Regions from separate parts of the Homo sapiens genome. Here region 2 is linked to region 1. A link is a loop called in an ENCODE intact Hi-C map of the cell type or tissue named here. Cell type or tissue: endothelial cell of umbilical vein. All regions are shown on one strand. Each heading gives the region's core, and the rest is flanking DNA. Links, peaks and the distances in the headings are about the cores only. Region 1 holds the start of ESPN (espin). Region 2 holds the start of GPR153 (G protein-coupled receptor 153).

Region 1 (5,357 bases), core at 247-5,246:
GTTACCCTGACTCCTCCCCTTCCATCTCCAGGTCACCCAGTGGTCTAAGTGGAAATCGGTTGTGGTTCCTCCCTCCCATGGCTGCCCCCACACCCAGAATTTCATCCAAATCCCTAACCTCGGCCTATGATACTCTCTGGCCTGGCCCTGGCAGCTTTTCCCTTCCTCACCCACTCTGAACATGATGCCTGAGGCTGGCCCTCCGACAGGACAAGAGCGTGCATGCCTCAGGGCTCTGCACTTCTTGTTCCCTGTGCCTGGAACTGTCCCACCGCTGCCTGGCTACCTGCTTCTCAGCAGCCAGGACTCCCCTTGGAGGTCACTGCTCAGAGTGACCAGGTGGGGTCTGGAGGCAGCAAGAATCAGCCTGGGTTGGAGAAGCAGCTGACAGCTTGACAGCACTGATGTCCTGGGGTCAGCCTGGGTTATGGGGAGACCCCCATTTACCACGGCTCATCACCCTTCCCCCACACCCTGGCTGGGACACCTGAATCTCAGCCTCGGGTGGGCTGTGGGACTTTGCCCAGCCTCCTTTCAGATCCGGTCCTGGAGGACACGGGCGTCTGACTCTGCTGCCCAGGCCTCACGTCCCACCCACTTCCAGGACTACAGGATCAGTGCTTTGCTTCTCCCGGTACACACTAGTAACCACAAGCCCCACGGAGGCCCCTCCCTTCTGGCTCCCATCACCCAGGTGCGCTTCCAGGGAGCACCCAGGCTCGCCAGGGCATCTGCCCCAGTACTGGCAAGCCAGGGAGCCCATTCACTTGAGGGCCTCTGGAAGGAGCTCCGTGCAGGGTTCAGCTGGGCCAGGAGGTGCCAAACCCCACCCATCCTTGAGCCCCGGGGGACTCTGGGCCAGGACTCTGTCCTGAGGAGGAAGCCTCAGTGCCCCTGGCGAACCGCGCGGACCCACCTGCACTCTGCAGCCGCCCTGCGACAGCAGCCACTGCAGGCAGGCGAGGTGGCCGGTGGCGGAGGCGTCGTGGGCCGGTGTGGCGCCGTTGCGGGCGCGGGCCGCGGCGGGGAGGGCGGCTTCCTCCACCAGGAAGCGCAGACAGTGCAGCTTCCCAGCGCGGGCCGCGTGGTGCACGGGCAGCGCGTCCAGCGGGTCGCGCAGCGAGGGCCCCAGGAGGCCTGCGGCGTGCAGCGACCTCAGCACGTCCAGCTCGCCCTGCCGCGCCGCCTGCAGCGCCTGCTCCAGGGCCATGGTGCCGCGTGCGGCGCCGCGACTCCGCACTCAGCGCCTTCCCCAGGACGCCATGCACGTGTTCTTGCGGGCCAGAGGAGCCCGCGGTGCGGCCGTCGGGGATCTGCGGGCCGGGAGGCGGAGCGGCTGTGGGCCTGGCCTCCGCTCCGCGCTGCCTGGCGCTCCGCTCCGCCGCGCTCTGGGGCCGGAGCCCGCGGACGCCGGCTTAAGACTCGGGCCCGCCCCCACCCCGCCCCGCCCCGCCCCGCAGCCTCCGCCCGAGTTCCCCGCCCGCCCCCGCCGCGACGCGGGGACACTCGTGCGACTGGGGCAAGGTGCCCAGGGGCTTCTCTCCTAATTTGCCTCACGTAACAGTTGAGACCCCAGAGGGCAGCAAAACTGGGTTCGAATTGGAGAGCCGTCCAGGCACAGACAAATTCATTCATCTGCCCAGTGCCCGCTAACTGCGGTTCCAGGCGCCGGCGACGCAATTCCAGAGGTGATGGGGAGTGATTGTCGGGACCGCGTGGGCGGACAGGGAAAGGTCTCTGAGGAGGTGCCGTGGGGCTGGGTTTGAGCGGCGAGAAGGGTATTCCAGGCGGGGTGAGGAGCACGAGGACAACGGCCCTGAGGCAGGAGCAGCCCTGCCACGTCCCTGAAGGGCTCTGGGTCGAAATCCCCGGAGATTGCAAAGAGCCCTGCCTTCCAGGGTCCCTCCAGATCCGAGAACTGCCCCCAGAGGTTCCAGCGGGGAGGGCAGGAAGGCAGGACGGGAACCACTAGTGCGCTGGGAACGCCATGGCCTCAGGCCGCCCGCAGCCGCTGTCGGTGTGGAGGGGCTTCCAGCCACACAGAAGGCAGGGATGGGTGGGAGGTTAGGGCTTGTGGGGAGACGCGGGAGCGCCGGCATCCAGAGAGAGGGGGCTGAGACCCCTGCAGGGGCTCAGGAAAGTGCCAGAGGGCGCGGGCAGGAGAGCGAATGTGTGCCAAGCCACCCTGCAGGCTCCACTGAACACCAGCCGTGGGAGCGGCTAGTGCCCAAAGGACGCGAGGAAAAGCTGACAGAAGGTGGGAGCTACATGGCTGTGGGAGTGCAGGCGGCCTATCAGCGATCTTGAAGCACCCTGTGCCCTTCCTGTCCCAACACCCACCCCCTCTGGAGTCCCGTGGGGGCTTGGCCCCACCCCGGGCTGAAGGTTTCACTCCGCCCCAGCCCCAGCCTGGCACAGTCAGCACTGGAAATGCTGTAGAATGAAGGAAGCCCCTTCCAGGAACAGTGGGAGTCATAGTGCTAAACTCATAGTGCTAAACTCGGCAGCTGCCTCCGGTCCTTTCCCTGGGCCTGCCACCTAGTGGCGACCTGCGTGATGGCCTCCCGCGCTCCCAGGTGCCCAGGTAACTGGAGCTGCTGGGCTGTGCCTAGCCAGGTGGGTTTCCAACGACTTCCACCAGGCCAGATCGCCCTCACTCTCTCCATGGGACCTGTGGCCGCTGGAATCTGGGACGCTTGCCCAGTGGTTTGCAGACAAAAGGAAGGAGGAGTCATTTCCTCGCAGCCTCGCTGCTGGAGCTGGTGGCCAAAGCAACAGGCTCACTGCGGCTGGCGCTGCCCTCCTCTGGGTGCCCAGAGGCAGGTGTGCCGTGAGGCCAGCAAGTGGCAGGGGTACTGTTGGGAGGAGGTGCTAAAATGGCTTGTCTTGGGCACCCCTCCCCTGGGCCTCCTCCATTCCAAAAGGCCCTGCAATTTGTGTTCTCCACTCCTAAGGTGGCCACCTTGGTCATGGACGAGCTCATCTAGCACATGGTTTTGTGATTTTGTGGGCCAGGGCTAGGTGATGCTTTATTGCTATTCCAGTGGGCTGAGCAGATGCCCCTGAGCCCCTGCCACTGTTGTTAATGACATCTCCATTAGTGCCACATGTGAGCACCCACCCCTGCTGACCAACCTCTCAGACTCCTTTCGGGACATGACTCAAACTCAGGCTGTGAGCCAGGCCCTTCCTGCCAGGCTTCTGTCCTCTCCGGGCTCTCCCATGTCCACCGGGCCAATTGGGTCCTCCCCAGCAGCCCTAGGGAGCTCACGGCAGCAGTAGCACTTTTATGAAATCTGTACCACCCACCAAGTGCTCACCATGCTTCACATGGATATTTAATCCAGAGGTGCTATGAGAGAGGTACAACTATTGTTCCCAGTTCACAGTCGGGGATAATGAGGCATGGAGAGATAGGGAGGGTTTTTTTTCTTTTTTTCTTTTTTTTTTTTTTGAGACAAGTCTTGCTCTGTCGCCCAGGCTGGAGTGCAGTGGCACAATCTCAGCTCACTGCAAGCTCCGCCTCCCAGGCTCACGCCATTTTTCTGCCTCAGCCTCCCGAGTAGCTGGGACTACAGGTGCCTGCCACCACGCCCAGCTAATTTTTTGTATTTTTAGTAGAGACGGGGTTTCATTGTGTTAGCCAGGATGGTCTCGATCTCCTGACCTCGTGATCTGCCCACCTTGGCCTCCCGAAGTGCTAGGATTACAGGCGTGAGCCACTGTGCCCGGCCTGTTTGTTTGTTTTTTGAGATGGAGTTTCACTCTTGTCACCCAGGCTGGATTGCAATGGCATAATCTAGGCTCACTGCAACTTCTGCCTCCCAGGTTCAAGTGATTCTCTTGCCTCAGCCTCCCAAGTAGCTGAGATTACAGGTGTCTGCCCGCCACCATGCCTAGCTAATTTTTTTATTTTTTGTATTTTTAGTAGAGATGGGGTTTCATCATGTTGGCCAGGCTGGTCTCGAATTCCTGACCTCAAGTAATCTGCCCACCTTGGTCTCTCAAAGTGCTGAGATTACAGGCATGAGCCACCACGCCCAGCCTTGTTTTGTTTTTTTAAAGCATTTTGCCTGAGATGACACAGATGGGAAGTGGCAAAGCTTTCACTCCCTGGCTGAGCCTTCTGGGCTCTTCTTTCCTCTCCACCCAAGGTTCCTTCTGCCCACAGCACCCCTAGAGTCTCCCACCCTCCAGCTATCAGCTTAGGGATTCTCTCCCCAGGAGGGCTTCTCTCACCCCTCTGCTGGGCTCACCCCAGCCCACCCCAGGTTTCTCCTCAACCCAAGGGCCAGGGCACTTCCCAAGAATAGGGACCAGGGGTGGAGTGTATCCTTACTGTATCCTAGGTGGTCCCAGTTCCCCTAAAGCCTGCACCCGACATTTGCCCACCTAGCTGTCTTTAACGTTCCTCTGATTCCAGACCACTCCTTCCAAGTAACCAGCAAAACCTGAAAATCCTTGAGTTGAAGAGAACTGTGGGTTACTTGGTTAAAGTCCTTTACCCAATGGGAGAGTAGAGGAAGAAATATTTTTAACTGGGGGTAACTGGCAATGGAAATGGTGTTTGCTCCCCTGCCATTCAGTCTTCAAATGGTGGTCCGCAAACCTGGAGGGGGATGTTCTAAGGGGAGCCTCCTCCTTCAGCCTTTTTCTCCCAGGAGCTAGGGTCAGTCCCTCCCCAAGATGCAGATGCTGCAGGCGGACTTGTGGGTGCAGACCTGAGTCAGCCAAGCTAAGTCGCTTGGCCTGGGGATGAGAGGGAAAAGATCCACAGAGTTTTTTGAGCTCTTAAAGAACAATTAATTGTCTTAGGGGAGGCCTATGGAGTCAAACTGGCCTCAACCACGGAGAACAAGGTCTCAGGTTCCTCCAAGCCCTGCTGGGCCAAATCTGTTGAAGGATTTATTCTTACTTGTTAGGTCTTTTATGAGGGTTAATGCAGGTTAGCGAGCCTTAAAGCGTTAAGCCCTGAGCTTGGCACACAGTAAGTGTCCATGAAAGGTGGCCTACATTCCTTCCCATGCCACAGATAGGTATGGGTGGCCTGGGCTCCCCTGGCCCAGGCTTCTCCGGGCCCCTCAGTGTGTTCGCTGGCCTTCTTCCACCCTGCGGCGAGAACCCTGAAGGAGGGAGACGTGGGGCTAGCGGCAGGGGTGGAGCTCGGAAGTGGGGTTCGGGGGACAGGGGGTTCATCCAACACCCTGGACAGAGCCCTCCTTGGCCCCGCCCCATAGGGGAACTCCTCCTGGCTGGCTCTGTGGATCCCTCCAGTCATCTCTCTGCCCGGCAGTTCGCAGTGTGGTTCGCGGGCGTGGCCGTTGCCCCGCCAGCCGGTCGGGGGAGGGGAGCCCGGA
Region 2 (5,357 bases), core at 158-5,157, 160 kb after region 1:
AGGCAGGTGCAGGCTGTGGAGCAGCCCTGCCCGGACTGGGCAAGCTCCAAGCATCCGTTTTGGCTGCAATTGGTTTGGGTCTCCTCCTGGTCGGGTGCCTAGTTTCCTCCAGACACAGGGGTGCCTAGTCATGGATGTGTCCCAGAGGCACGGAAGGACACTATGCCAGGCAGCCCCAGAGGCCTTGTGCCCATTGTGTGTGTGGTCAGGTGCTTTCTAGAAAAGACAGGCACGATCCTCAGGAGGCGTCCTCTCCAGGGCCCCCATCAAGAAGCAGGAGGCTTTCCGCCTGCATGGGGCCAGCTGAGGCTGTCAGTCTGTGGGTGACAGCCTGTGCTCTATGAGGAGTGGTGATAGCATGAGGGCTTGGGAGGGAGGGGCGGAGGGGCGGGAAGAATGGGAGGAGGGGAGGAGGGGAGTAGGAGAAGGCTTCAGGCGCTGGGCTGCAGACCCTGGCCTCTCCCGGCTGGGCGGTGGTGCTCAGAGTTTCAGAGAGAACAATTTCTGAGCCTGTGGGGGTGGCGGGGACCACTCGGCAGCCCGGTGGCCCGTGCACTTTATTCCCTCAGTGGACCCCCCAGGCCCGGGGAGCAGCGTGAATCCGTAACTGGCCCAACCTTGCCCCTCGCTGCCCCTGCTTCAGACTGGATTCCCGGTTCCTAGAAGCCGCTGGCCATGCGTCCCTTGTCCTCTCCACGCCCCGCCCCGATTGTTCATCTTAGATGCGGCTTCCTCCAGGAAGGTCTCCCTGAGCCCCAGCCCTGGCCCCAGGTTCTCAGTGTCCATTCCTGCCCCAGCTCCCTCTGGCCCCCGGGCCCCCAGAGCTCCGGGCCTGGGTCTTGCCCCGGCGTCCGAAGGCGGCGTCCGGAGTGTGCACCGAGCCGAGCTGGGAGCCAGGGGCGCGGCGCTGTCAGGAGGCGCCACCAGCCCAGGGAGGCTCGGGCCGGCCGCGGGCGGACGCGGGGACACGGGTGGGCTGCGTACGGACGGACTGACGGAAGGACGGACGGGCTGACAGACCGACAGACGGCCGCGCCTCTGAGCGGGCGGGGGCGGGGCGGGCCGAGGGGCGGTGCGGAGGCCCCGGCGGAGACATGCGCCCTGCTCCGCCCCCCGCCCCCGGCCGCCCGGCGCAGCAGCGGAGCGGCGGGAGCTGAGCGAAGCGCGGCGGCGGCGGCGGCGCCTAGGGGAGGGAGGGGCGGCGGGGCCGAGCCCACCTAGCGGAGCGCGCCGGCCGCCGGTGGCCGCCGCCAGCATGCCCCGGCCCGCGGGCCGCTCCGCCGCCAGCCACCCCCGCGGCCCTCGGCGGCCTGCGCTCGGCCCGGGGGCGCGGGAACCGCAGCCGGAGCCGGAGGCGGGAGCAGCGAGCCGGAGCCCCGGGCGCTCGAATGCAGGGTGAGCGTCGCCGCCCTGGCCCGAGGGCGGACGGACGGGAGGACCCCGGCGGGAGGACTCGGCGGGAAGGGAGGGGGCTTTCCGCGCCCTATCGGTCGCGGGGTCCGTCCGAGGGCCCACGAGCGGCGCTTAGCGCTGGCACCCCCCCAACTTGGGGACCTTCGGGGTAACTTCCCTGGGGCCAGCCCCTCCCTCCGTCCCCCTGCATCGGGGCCTAGCAGCGCCGCCCCCTGGGCTTCTCAGGGGACGGGGGCGGGGCGCGGTCTGGGGATCCTGAGCCCGCCCCTGCTCGGCGCAACCCAGAGGGGTCCGGGGGCCGCAGTCCCGCCAGGTTTCCCAGCCTGTCGCTCGGACGCGCCCTCGGGGTGGGGCAGGACTCGGGGCACCCACTGGGGACCAGCAGGCGAGAGCACGCGAGTCGGAGCGGGGATTGCGGGGGGGGGGGGGGATCGGAGCCCCAGGGGGTTGGGACTGTAGGGGCGGGGGCTGGGGGGGGCGTGCCGGAGATGTCCAGGCCTCGCGCTGCGCGTCCCTCCCTGGGCGACGGCCAGGCCGGGCCCCGTGGAACACATCGGCTGCAGCGCGGGCGGAGACCGGCGTGGGGGCGGAAGCCGGGGCGCAGCCAGAGCCCGGGGAATCCTTTCAAGTTCTGGGTTCTCTTTGTTGCGCAATGGGGCCTCGGGGCCGCGCGGCCTCATTGGCCCGGAGCTGTGACGTCACGCCCCGGCCCCGCCCGCATGTCTTGCGGAGGGAGGCCTCATGGCCCGGGTGGGTCCCAGGCTAGTTGCACCTGCAGTTGGCCCTGCAGTGGGCGGGGAAGTGGGAAGCCGGGTCCTGAGATGCTGCGGAATGCTTTAAGTGCCCTGCAGGAGAAACTTCCCAGCAGAAGACAGGGCTTTAAGTGCCCTGCAGGAGACACTTCCCAGCAGGAGACTGGGTCCCGTCGGCACTGTGGGGAGCCCAGCCTGGGGTCTGGCCCTAGTGGCCGCTCCATTCTATGAAGAATGAACAGAAAGGGTGCAATCCGTGGATCTGTGGTCACTGACCCAGAGCCAGAGGGACACTTTGTTCCCACACAACCAGTCCTCTGTCACTCTGCACTTGGAACCCGGTGTCCACGCCCTGTCCCCCAGGACGTTCCTCTCCCATGCCAAGACTACAGTGCCCAGGAGTGCCTGGCCCCAAACCCAGCCCTGACACTATTCTCTCCGTGTTGCCCTGAGCTTCTGCCTGAAGTGTTCCCATCTGCAGTGTGGGGACGGTGAGACCTGCCCTGCAGACCTGAGGCTCAGAAAGACCTCAGCTCTAGGGACAAAAAAAAAAAAAATGCCCTTTTCCCCAACATTTTAGGGTTTGAGAGGCCAGGACTTTGGTGTCAGGCAAGTGGAGTTTGGATCCTGGCTCAGGCAAGTGCTGGCCGGGCAAACAGCTTTACCTCTCCCTGCTTCTGCTGGACAAACTTTACAATGGGGATGAATTGTGGGGGCACTCACTGGAGGAGCATGCCCGTGTGCAAGAGGATGCACGTGCCCCTGCCCACAGACCTAGAGCCTTTTTCTTTTTAAGACAGGGTCTCACTCTGTTGCTCAGGCTAGAGTGCAGTGGCACAATCATGGCTCACTGTATCCTTGACCTCCCCAGGCTCAGGTGATCCTCACACCTCAGCCTTCCAAGTAGCTGGGACTATAGGCTCACACCACTACGCCTGGCCAATTTTTTTATTTGTTGTACAGATGGGTTTTCCCCATGTTGCCCAAGCTGGTCTCGAACTCCCGGGCTCAAGCCATCCACTCACCTTGGCCTCCCCGAGTGCTAGGATTACAGGCATGAGCCACTGCACCCTGCCTTCAGACCTAAAGCCTTTCCCAGCAGTAATGCAGCATTAGGCTAGACGAGAGGAAGAACTGGCACCGCGAAGGGCTGGGCTGGTTGCAGCCTGTGGCTCTTTCCTTACCACCCTGCACCAGTAATCAACACATGGACAGGGTGGGCGGGGCCAAGGTCACGGGGCTAGACAGAGCTTGTTCACGGGGCTAGACAGAGCTTGTTGGGCATCTGAGGGAAGGCCTCCCAGTCTCACAGCCGAGGCTGCCTTGGGCAGGTAGAAATAGATGCTGACCTGCTAGGTGCATGCTGAGTCCACTTTCCTATTTGAGAGCGTAAAGACCACTGGTGTCTGCAGCCCTCTTGCTCACAGCGCTTACTCACACTCTGTCTGCTCTGAACCCCCAAAAGGCTGCCAGGCACCCCAAAGGCTGGAGGTGGCCCAGTGCTCCCCTCACTCCTGAGGCTACTCTGCCCCAGGTCCTGGTCCCAGTGAATATGTATCTGCCCACAGGTCTGAGGCTCCCCGGCACCTCCAAGCTCAGTGTCTTGGCCCATAAGAGACAGCACAAGGCTGGGCGCGGTGGCTCATGCCTGTAATCCCAGCACTTCGGGAGGCCGAAGCGGGTGGATCACCTGAGGTCAGGAGTTCGAGACCAGCCTGGCCAACATGATGAAACCTCGTCTCTACTAAAAATACAAAAAAATAGCTGGGCGTGGTGGCGGGCACCTGTAATCCCAGCTACTTGGGAGGCTGAGGCAGGAGAATTGTTTGAACCCAGGAGGCGGAGGTTGCAGTGAGCCGAGATCCACCCTGGGTAATAAGAGTAAAACTCCATCTCAAAAAAAAAGAAAGAACTCTGGACAAGACAAGCAGGAGGCTTGCCAGCTGCTGGCTGGGGCATCGCTGCCTTCCCTGCCCGAGAGCCAGGGGCCTTGGCTAAGGCGGCAGTGGCCCCCCACCTTGAGCTGGAGATACTTCCTCTCTGGGGGACATGGGGCGTATCTGGTACTATAGATGCCCATAAGGACCGGGGCATGAGAAAGAGAGCAAATGAGGCTAAATGGCCCCTGGGTAAGAAGGGCCAGTTAAGTGTGAGCAGAGCACAAGTAGGCCTTCACTTGGTACTGGGCTTCTCCCACACTGCCTGCCTGGGCTGCAGCCAGAGGGCTGCCAGGCTGGGAAGGGTGAGGGAAGGACTCGCTGCCCAGCCCTCTGGCAGGATGGGTGCTTCCCCGCTCCCCGCCACATGCCTGCTGCCCAGCATCCTATGTCCCTGACTCACATGGAAAGGCCATCGGCACTTCCTCTGACTTCAGAGTCAAGCTCTGGTCTGGTCTACTGGCCGTCTCCAGGCCCTTGCTGCCCAAGCCAACCAGAGCATGAGACTGGCCACTACCCCAGAGCACCCAGTGTGTGCCAGACCTGGGCCCAGGGCTATAGAGATGTGGCTCCTGTCCACCTCAGCCTCCCCGCGGAAGAAGCATGGCAGTCTCTTAGAGGAGAAGGTGCAGGGACCTTGCCCCAGCCACACCGCTGCTGTGTGGGGGCTTTAACCTCAGCGCGGGGTCCTGGCTCTGGAAGACCAGCTGGGGGCTGACATAGCAGACTGCCTGCCCCCTCTCAGGGTGGTCAGGAAGGTGGTGACCATCTCCGTTCCCCAACAGGTCACTTGGGGAACAGGAGAGGGAAATGGAGGTTCAGGGGGTGTGGTCTTCCGGGACATGTCCTTACGTGGCCTGATGAAGTAAAATAAATTAAGGCAAGTACGTCAGAGATGTCCACTGTGGGGGGCTCTGGCATGGGCTGTGTGAGGATTCTGGAACATTTGATGGCAAGAGGACTTGTTCTGGGATGGTGCCAGGTCATGCACGGGGCAAGAGTGCCCATCTGGGCCCACCTTGGATGGTTCCCTGAGGATGCAGGTAACCTGGAAGGGAGCCCAGATATTGAGCTTTGACCAGGAGTGGACGGAAGTGAGGGAATACGCACTTATTGGGCACCCCGTATACAGCCCCTGGGTGTCAGGGACATGGGCAGGAGGGTCCTCCCGGGGCGTGGAGAGGAGAGTGCAGCCTGATGTAAGCCAGGGCCAGATAGGTCATGGTGCGCCAGGGCCTTCCCCGCCTTAGGGCAT

Evidence for each region. Peaks named below come from ENCODE experiments on the same cell type or tissue, not always from the same donor. Only the 100,000 strongest peaks of a DNase experiment are listed, where the experiment ranks them.
Region 2: a loop joins it to region 1, with 2.3 times the contacts of the local background. A loop is called at or near these places in 3 of 110 quality-filtered maps.

Annotation. Positions count from the first base shown.
Region 1 is chr1:6,420,809-6,426,165 of GRCh38, reverse strand. ESPN (espin) reads right to left here and starts at 1,390. Exons shown (of 13, transcript NM_031475.3): 1 at 917-1,390. The coding sequence starts at 1,210. RefSeq lists silencers at 1,211-1,260, 1,291-1,450 and enhancers at 1,447-2,060, 2,061-2,675. In endothelial cell of umbilical vein, for the core only: a CTCF peak has its summit at 2,575 (motif pointing left); DNase peaks (open chromatin) are centred at 2,715 and 3,175; H3K27ac peaks cover 1,528 bases.
Region 2 is chr1:6,256,863-6,262,219 of GRCh38, reverse strand. It overlaps GPR153 (G protein-coupled receptor 153), which reads left to right and starts at 1,122. Exons shown (of 6, transcript NM_207370.4): 1 at 1,122-1,395. RefSeq lists silencers at 883-1,202, 1,383-1,552, 1,573-1,732, 1,903-2,092. In endothelial cell of umbilical vein, for the core only: no CTCF peak of the experiment used is centred there; a DNase peak (open chromatin) is centred at 2,099; H3K4me3 peaks cover 1,473 bases.